Linked DNA regions of Homo sapiens: region 1 is linked to region 2. Evidence: read pairs that join two places in POLR2A ChIA-PET (ENCODE). Cell type or tissue: CD4-positive, alpha-beta T cell. All regions are shown on one strand. Links, peaks and the distances in the headings refer to the core of each region. The heading gives the core; the rest is flanking DNA.

What was found. ChIA-PET counts read pairs that join two places held together with the same protein. Peaks named below come from ENCODE experiments on the same cell type or tissue, not always from the same donor. Only the 100,000 strongest peaks of a DNase experiment are listed, where the experiment ranks them.
Region 1: POLR2A ChIA-PET joins it to region 2 with 5 read pairs; 1 of 35 experiments calls an interaction of 5 or more read pairs at or near these places.

Annotation. Positions count from the first base shown.
Region 1 is chr17:59,276,156-59,278,655 of GRCh38, forward strand. No RefSeq gene overlaps it. Among named protein-coding and RNA genes, the nearest start is that of YPEL2, 54 kb to the right of the region's middle. RefSeq lists an enhancer at 1,129-1,208. In CD4-positive, alpha-beta T cell, for the core only: no CTCF peak of the experiment used is centred there; a DNase peak (open chromatin) is centred at 1,066.
Region 2 is chr17:57,779,978-57,786,326 of GRCh38, forward strand. No RefSeq gene overlaps it. Among named protein-coding and RNA genes, the nearest start is that of CCDC182, 38 kb to the left of the region's middle. RefSeq lists a silencer at 3,404-3,583. In CD4-positive, alpha-beta T cell, for the core only: a CTCF peak has its summit at 3,475 (motif pointing left); a DNase peak (open chromatin) is centred at 3,484; H3K27me3 peaks cover 1,793 bases.

The DNA of each region.
Region 1 (2,500 bases), core at 1-2,500, 1.5 Mb after region 2:
AATAACTTGGGAGGGTAATCCACTGAATCAGTCATTTTCAATTTCACTTATTGTAACTTATGGTTATAGTTGCTAGGGATCATTTTGATCATCTTTGATAGAATTCTTTTTGTTATTTCTCCTTTCTAAATTTTGCTTTGTTATGATTCAGAACAGATCATATTAAAGGGCCAGCTTATATTTTATGTAAACCAGTAGAAGAAAAAGTACCCAACAAGGTAAAGATGTTTAGAAAATAATGTTTCAAAAGTTTGGTGATTTTATAGTCAAGGTGACTTTAATTTTCTTAATAAAAACATAGTATTTTCTAACAAGGAAGTTGGTCATCATTCAGTTAACATCTGAATTCTGCTTTTTGATAGGGGCATCAAGTTTTTTGTTTGTTTGTTTGTTTGTTTTTTGAGACAGGGTCTTGCTCTGCCACCCAGGCTGGAGTGCAGTGGCTCAGTCTCCACTCACTGTAGCCCCAACCTCCCTGGCTCCAGTGATACTCCTACCTCAGCCTCCTGAGTAGCTGCCAGTACAGGAGTACACCACCACACCCTGCTAATTTTTGTATTTTTTTGTAGAGACAGGGTTGCTCCATGTTGCCCATGGCTCAAGCAATCTGCCCGACTTGGCCTCCCAAAGTGCTGGGATTACAGGCACGAGCCACTGCGCCCGGCCTCAGAATTTCTTAAAGCTCTCATTTCAGTTCTAGAAATTGAGGAGTGGGGAGGGACTACAGGGAGTCATCTCATAGCCACACTGTGAAGAAAGGATGGCTGTGATGGGTTGAGAAAACAGAACATAAATAATAAATCATAGTATGCTCCAGTATGGGAAACCATTAATATATAACACAGCCTGAATGATTTTGCCTAGAGTTATGCAAAATGGTGACCCCAGAAAGAATCCATTGGAAAAAAAAAAATCAAAAGAGATTCTGCAATAGATAAGAATGACAAGTTAAGGGTGGCCATGAATGCCAGGCTGAAGAGTTTGTTCTAAACTGAAAGTCATACAGCTCAAGTAGATGGCTAAACTTGAGACAATGGAAACAAGAACCAAAACTGCTAGGCAATAATATGACATAATGATTTCAGACACAAAAGAAAAATGTGAAAAACAGTCTGCAACCAGGCCTCAAAACAAAAGCAGAACTAAAGAAGTCAGATGCAAGCGTCAGAGAGGAAATCAAAATGCTCGGAGCATACGAAGACATTTTCTGTGCCTCATTTAGGTAGCGCTGAAAAATTAATGTTTGGAAAGTTGATCATCCTATAATCTGAAAGAAAGATACAAGCCTAGAGCAGAGAACTGTCCAGAAACCAGGTCAGAAGTCTAAACAGATTAATACAAATCTAAATTGCCATTAGATGGCATAAAAATTTGGTGGCCAGGTGCAGTGGCTCACGTCTGTAATCCCAGCACTTTGGGAGGCTGAGGCAGGGAGATCACTTGAGGCCAGGAGTTCGAGACCAGCCTGGCCAACATGGCAAAACCCCATCTCTACTAAAAAAAAAAAAAAAAAAAAAAATTAGCCAGGTGTGGTGGTGCACACCTGTAATCCCAACTACTTGGGATTACACGAGAATTGAGGCAGGAGAATTGCCTGAATCCAGGAGGCGGAAGCTGCAGTGAGCTGAGATGGCACTGCTGCACTCCACCCTGGCCAACAGAGTGAGACTCCATCTCAAAATAAAAAAGAAGAGGCCGGGTGCAGTGGCTCATGCCTGTAATCCCAGCACTTTGGGAGGCTGAGGCGGGCAGATCACGAAGTCAGAAGATTCAAGACCATCCTGGCTAACACGGTGAAACCCCTTCTCTACTAAAAATACAAAAAATTAGCTGGGCGTGGTAGCACGTGCCTGTAGTCCCAGCTACTTGGGAGGCTGAGGCAGGAGAATCACTTGAACCCGGGAGGCAGAGGTTGCAGTGAGCCAAGATTGTGCCACTGTACTGCAGCCTGGGCGACAGAGCAAGACTCCATCTCAAATAAAAAAAAAAAAAAAAGGAAGTAATGGTACTATAAGTAGGGAAACAATGAATCTATGTGTCTCTGTAAAGGAAAAATTAGGCCAGGTGCGGTGGCTCACGCCTGTAATCCCAGCACTTTGGGAGGCTGAGGAGGGTGGATCACCTGAGGTCAGGAGTTTGAGACCAGGTTGAGCAACATGGTGAAACCCTGTCTGTACTAAAAATACAAAAATTATCAGGATGTGGTGGTGGGTGTCTGTAATCCCAGCTACTCTGGAGGCTGAGGCAGGAGAATCACTTGAACCCGGGAAGTGGAGGTTGCAGTGAGCTGAGACCATGCCATTGCACTCCAGCTGGGCAAAAAGAGTGAAATTCTGTCTCAATAAATAAAAGTTAAAAGAGGGAAGAAATAATAAGAGCTGGCGACTGGATAAGCTTAAAAGAAGAAGGGAAAGTTACAAAGCTGCAAAAAAATGGGGAACCTGGAGAGGAGAAACAATGTGGTGGTAAAGATGATGAATGTGGGCGCACTTGAGTTTGA
Region 2 (6,349 bases), core at 2,255-4,754:
CATCATCTTTTCTCCACATGAGGACTCAGTGAGAACATAGCCATCTCTCAACCAGGAAGCAGACCTTCATGAGGCACCAAATCTGCCAGGGCCTTGACCTTGAACTTCCCGGCCTCCAGAACTGTGAGAAATAAATTTCTGTTGTTTATAAACCACCCAATCTAAGGTATAGCAGCCCAAACAGACTAAGACAGGTGCCAAGTTGATCAGAGATTCCGTGAAAACAGAAAAGAGAAGGTGGGTGTTAATCACCTCATTTCTATAGGGTCAGGAAAGCAAATAGAGGGAAAGGAGAGATTTACACTCCATTCCACCAAACTGACAGGCCAGAAGCATGCTCTGTGGACACAGCCCCACCGCATGCTCCTTCACCGTGCTCCATCCTCCACTGCTGAGAGCCTGGTGGGTAGGGGCTTAAAGGGCCAGCCTCTCCCCACTCCACAGAGTGAGGTTTCAGCTTCTTCCAGGAGCAGGGGTCCAGCTCTTCAAGAGAGAGGGAGAGGAGAGAGGGTCAAGGATGAACAGGGTCCAGGCTCGGTGACTTATGCCTGTAATCCCAGCACTTTGGGGGGCTGAGGTGGGCAGATCACTTGAGGTCAGGAGTTTGAGACCAGCCTGGCCAATATGGTGAAACCCTGCCTCTACTAAAAATACTAAAAATGCAAAAATTAGCTGGGTGTGGTGGTGGGCACCTGTAATTCCAGCTACTCGGGATGTTGAGGCAGGAGAATCACTTGAACCCGGAAGGCAGATGTTGCAGTGAACCAAGATAGTGCCACTGTACTCCAGCCTTGTGAGACTCTGTCAAAATAAATAAATAAATAAAAAGCTGAACGGGGGAGGGGGGCATCCATTTTCTCTCAAGGGACTTTTGAGTCACTGGGATCCCTGCCTCCTGAAAATTTTCCTCTGGTTCAGACCTTCAGTTCAATTCTGAAATCTGCAGCAACCCTATTTGTTTGGGCTTCTCTTCCCTTATCCTAAAAAAAAGACAAGAAATAATATCAAAGCTGGGTCCTCAATCCATGCAGTATGTTAGGAAGGCTCCAAGAGATGAGGTCTGCTTGAAGGCGGGAAATTTGGCATCTATATGGGAAACCCTTTGGAAAACAGCTACAGACCCTTCTGCAAATCTCAGCCCCTCGGCTTTGGGGTATGAAAGAACAGGCCTTGAATTCTAGCTTCGCCATGCCTGACCTGGATGTGTGACCTCAGGAAAGATACCTACATTCTCTGAGCCCCATTTGATTCATTTGTAGGTTAGGGTAGGGGATGGCCATCCAATAAGTGTTGCTAAAAAATACCAGAAATAATTTTTGTAATGTACACTGTGCAATAATTGGCACATTATAGGTTCTCATAAAAGGCATTTTTACTTATCAAATTACATTTTCTGAGCACCCTGATGACGGGAGGGCAGTAAACTGGAATCAGGCACTAATCTAGAAAGGATGGTTAGTCTGTATGTTTTCCAAAGCAAAAAGAATCATGAGTTCTATTTATAGGCTCTGATGCATTCAGCCTTCAAGAAGCAACTCAAACCCAGGCCTCCATCCCATCAGCACCATCCCTGCCCCCTGCCCCAGTCCAGTGTTCCTGACCACAAAAGCCTGAAGCACGCCCTCTCTCCCCTAGACAAGGGGAGCAATCACTGTCAGAACCACTCACTTGATAATTAATCACAAAGGGACCTGTGACATCTCTTCTTCTGTAGTCGAAACTGATATGTTCACTGTTCCCAGATACTGAACTCCCCACGTATTTGGATCTCGTCTCTTCAACTAGATTACAAGTCCCTTGAGGGTGAGGTGCTTCCTTTACTTTTCGCATTCGATAGGAGATTGATACTTGTCGCACTTTGAATTTTTGTGTTTGTTTAGATCTAGTCCACAGGAAGTACAGCTACACTTGGCAGGCGCAGGGTGGAATAGCTGTAGTTCTAAACAGATCAGGACAGCTCTGGGACTGGCTGCTTCCAAGAGGGAAAGGCAAAATGCAAAGAACTCACAGCAGGAGGGGGCTTTCTGTGCCCCTCAATGTGTGGCTCTAACCACATCAGTGGGTGGAGGGCAACGCGATGCTGTCAAATCAGGGACCAGGTTTGTGTCTGGGGTGATGCCAGGACACTGGTTGCTTCCTGCCACCCACAGCTGCATCTGGGAGTCCTGGGCAGCAGCCACCTGGGGAAGCCAGACTTAATCAGGAAGTGTGGGGGCTGTCAGCAGGGGCAAGGGGCCACGCAGCCAAGCCAATTCTGGAATCTTTTGGAAAGAGGAAACATCCGGCTCCTCCTCCCTCACATCTCTGCTTCTGGGTCTGGGCTTGTGGGTCCCAGCTTGGGCTAAGGAGGGCCATGCTCCGGGTGGGAGCAGCTGTGTCCCCACCCCCTCCTTCCCATGCGACTTGAGGCCCTCTGGTCAGGACTGGAGCTGTCACATGCAGCCAGCAGCTGTGGTGGCGCCAGGCTCAGGCACCCACCACATGGCTTCCTTTTTTTTTCTGAGATGGAGTCGCCCAGGCTGGAGTGCAGCGGTGTGATCTTGGCTCACTGCAACCTCCGCCTCCTGGATTCAAGTGATTCTCCTGCCTCAGTCTCCCGAGTAGCTGGGATTACAGGCACGCACCACCCTGCCCTGCTAACTTTTATATTTTTAGTAGAGACGGGGTTTCACCATGTTGGCCAGGTTGGTCTCAAACTCCTGACCTCGTGATCCACCCACCTCGGCCTCCCAAAGTGCTGGGATTACAGGCCTGAGCCACCGCGCCCAGCCCACATGGCTTCCTTTTGATTTGGGGCCTCCCTGGCCAGCTGTGCCTCCCCCGCTACCAGGGCAGCAAATGGCCAGTGGTGTCCTCGCAGAAGGGGCGGAGGAGGGCGGGGAAGGATTAATGCCACCTGCTTCCCTCCTCGCCCTGTTTCATGTGACATGCACTTCAAAGCCACAGGACACTGCTGCCCTTCTTTGTTGCATCCCTGCAGATACGGGAATCTGATTTTCCCAACTAGGAATTTGTATTTCAGCGGTTCTAGTGCTTGGGATCTTAGAAAGAAGCTTGCTCAGAAAGAACTTAGGAAACAAAGCGATGTTTGAGTGCCTGCCCCGCAGCGGATCTACCCGTTCCAGGAGCTGAGCGAGACACCTACCACCTGCCAGACCCAGGGCATAGCCGAGGGCCTTAGCCTGCTGTCCCCACCGGGTCCCCACTATTTTAACACCAACACCCTGAAACCATGGGCCACCACCCCCCACCTCTACCCCGCCCCTACCCCACGACCCTTTCACCAGAGCAGAGGTTTTTCACAAATCTCCATAGAGATAGCTTTGCTAGCAGCAGCAGCAGCAGCAAACTCTGATGCAGAATGAGGAAGGGGAGAGCCTGGGGGTGTGGGTGGCGGGGGAGGGAGTCGTCGCAGTCCGGGAGCCAGGCTCTCGGCGCGTTGGGTCCGCCTCTCGTGACAGCAGAGCGCCCCCTGCTGCCCGAGCCCGGGTGGTGTCGCACAGCCAGGTCGGGGAGGGGGCGGAGCTGCTTCCTGGCACAGCGGGTCGCCCAGACGGGCGGGAAGAGGATGCAGTCTCTCGGTACTGAAGTCTGCCTGCAGTGGCCAAGGTCTGCCGCAGCCCCTCTGGGTTGGGGGCAGTTCTCTAGGGCGTCCTGGTTAGGTCAACGGGGGCTGGTTGGGAACCTGGCTCTACCATGCACCGCCTGCCCCGCTATGGACATATGGTTTAACCTCTGAAGCTTCTGTTTCTTCATTAAATTGAGATCATCAATTGTACCTGCATCACAGTGATGTTTTACAGAGATAATTCATGTAAAGCACATCCTAAGGTTTCAATAATAGTAGCTTATTATTATTGATTCAGCTGACACCTCTACAACTAAGTGATAGAACAACTGAGAGGGTCTGGTAGACAAAAGTCAGGGGATTTGTTTTTTCAAAGCATTTTCATCATTAAATGGATCTGATCTGGTCGCATGGGCACATTTGAGGGACATGCAACTTTGCCTAAAGGGGAAATAAATGCCAGAGATATTCACAGAAACATCAACCACAAACAATTACTGAACACATTGATCAATGCTCTAAGCTGTACAATAAAGAAAAGGGAGGAAAGTTATGTTTAGGGCAGCTCAGCCCTGCATTCTCAAATCTTCCCTCTTCACTGGATATCTATTAACTACAAACATGCTGAAACATCTCCCATATAAGAAAGCAAACAAACAAAAAAACTCCTTGCACCCTATCTCCCTCCAGCTAGCCCCTTACACCGGATGTCTTTCCTCCCCTAGAGGGCCAAATTTCTTGAAACACGCTCAGTGACTCCCTTCCTGTCCTGTTAGCTCTTGAACCCACTTAATCAACTGTCTGTGCCCACTTCACCTTCCCTGCCCTTGTCAAAAACACCATGACCCACACCGTTCATCCCGTGGCTCATTCTCAGGCCTCTCCCCTCCACCCATCAGCGACACTGACGTAGTTGATGGGCAGCTCCTTCCTGATCCTTGAAGCACTTCTTCCTTCGACTCACCCCTGGTTCTCCTCCTACCTCTCTGGCCAGTCCTTCTCTGTCACCTTTGACTGGAAGCTCCTCTTCTCAACCCCCAAACATCAGGACACTCTGGCTCGGTGTCCAGCCTCTGCTGTATCTGTGCGTCCTCTCAGCCTTATGCCTTAACTGCTGCACAACGACGCTGTCCACATGCATATCTCTAGCTGAGCACCTCTCCTGAACTCCACATTTGCATATCCCGCAGCCTCTTCACCATCTGCACTTCGGTGCCCCATCGACATCTAACTTAACATGTCCAAACAGAGCTCTTGATTCCTCTCTCCTCCCTGCCTTTCCCATCGTTTTTTTTCTTCACTGGTTTCTCCTGAGAAATCTTTCCCATCCTAATATGGGTAACTTCACAGTTCTGGTTGCTCAGGTCAAACAGCGTGCTCATCCTTATGTGTCTCTCTTTCACACCTTCCACCAATCCATCAGCAAATTCAATCAGTTTGACCTTCAAGATGTGTCTAGAATCTGCCCACTTCTTGAAATCTCCACTGCTACCCCCAGTCCCAGCCACAGCCATCTCCTGGCTGGGCTCCCAGCTTTCACCCTGTTCCTCTGAGGACATTTCCACATAGCAGAGTCTTTTATGACAACAGCTGAATCGTGTCACTCCTTGGCTTAAACTCTCCAAAGCTTTCTCTTCTCACTAAGAGAAGAGGATGCAGGGTCCTTGCACGGACTCCAGGGCCACATGTGGTCTTGCCCCTGGCTTCTTCTCCAACCTTATCTCCTACCCTCCCCGTGCTCACGTCACTCCAGCCGCACTGGCCTCCTTGCCATTGGTGGAGTGTGCTGAGCATGATTCCGCCTGAGGTCTTTGTCCTTACTGCTCTCTTTTCCTGTAACACTCCGACCCCAGACAACCACAGGGCTCCTTCCCTCACTCCATTCAATCTGTGCTCATTGTAGTAGCAAGGCCTTCCCTGACCACTCTCTATAAGATAGAAACCCCAACCTTTCCCCTTACTGTGTGTATTTTTTCTTCATAGCATGTATCATCACTTGACATAGTATAAGTTTCATAGTTATTTTTTGTCTCCCCCAACTAGATTGTAAGCTCCATGAGAACAGGAACTTTGTTTTGTTCACTGCTGTATCCCCACTTCCTAGTACAGTGCCTGGCACATAGCAGCTGCTCAATAAATATGTGTTGACTGGCCAGGCACAGTGGCCCACGCCTGTAATCCCAGCACTTTGGGAGGCCTTGGTGGGTGGATCACCTGAGGTCAGGAGTTCAAGACCAGCCTGGGCAACATAGTGAAACCCAGTCTCTACTAAAAATACAAAAATTAGCCGAGTGTGATGGTACGCGCCTGTAATCCCAGCTACTCGGGAGGCTGAGGCAGGATAATCGCTTGAACCTGGGAGGCAGAGATTGCAGTGAGCCGAGATTGTGCCACTGCACTCCAGTCTGGGCGACAAAGCAAGACTCTGCCTCAAAAAAAAAAAAAAAAGTGTGACTACAGGAATGAATTAGTCCATACTGACAACCCCCCACTGCCTGGCTAGGAGGCAAAAGATCCAAGGGCAGCTTCAGCACTGACTTCAGAGACATATTCATGACTCTGTGCTTTGTCTTTCACCAATAACCCATTAGATAGGCCTATAACTAGAACATAAGCAATAATGCTTTAGCATTCTCGGTCTCAAAAATATTATGTAAAACCTTTAAAGGTTGTGAGATAACATGATATCTTCCACTTCTGGGCTAGACAATCAGATTTCATTTTTTTCCATCATAGGAACAGAGACAAACTTGTGAAATCATTCACCCCAGATTTTCTCTC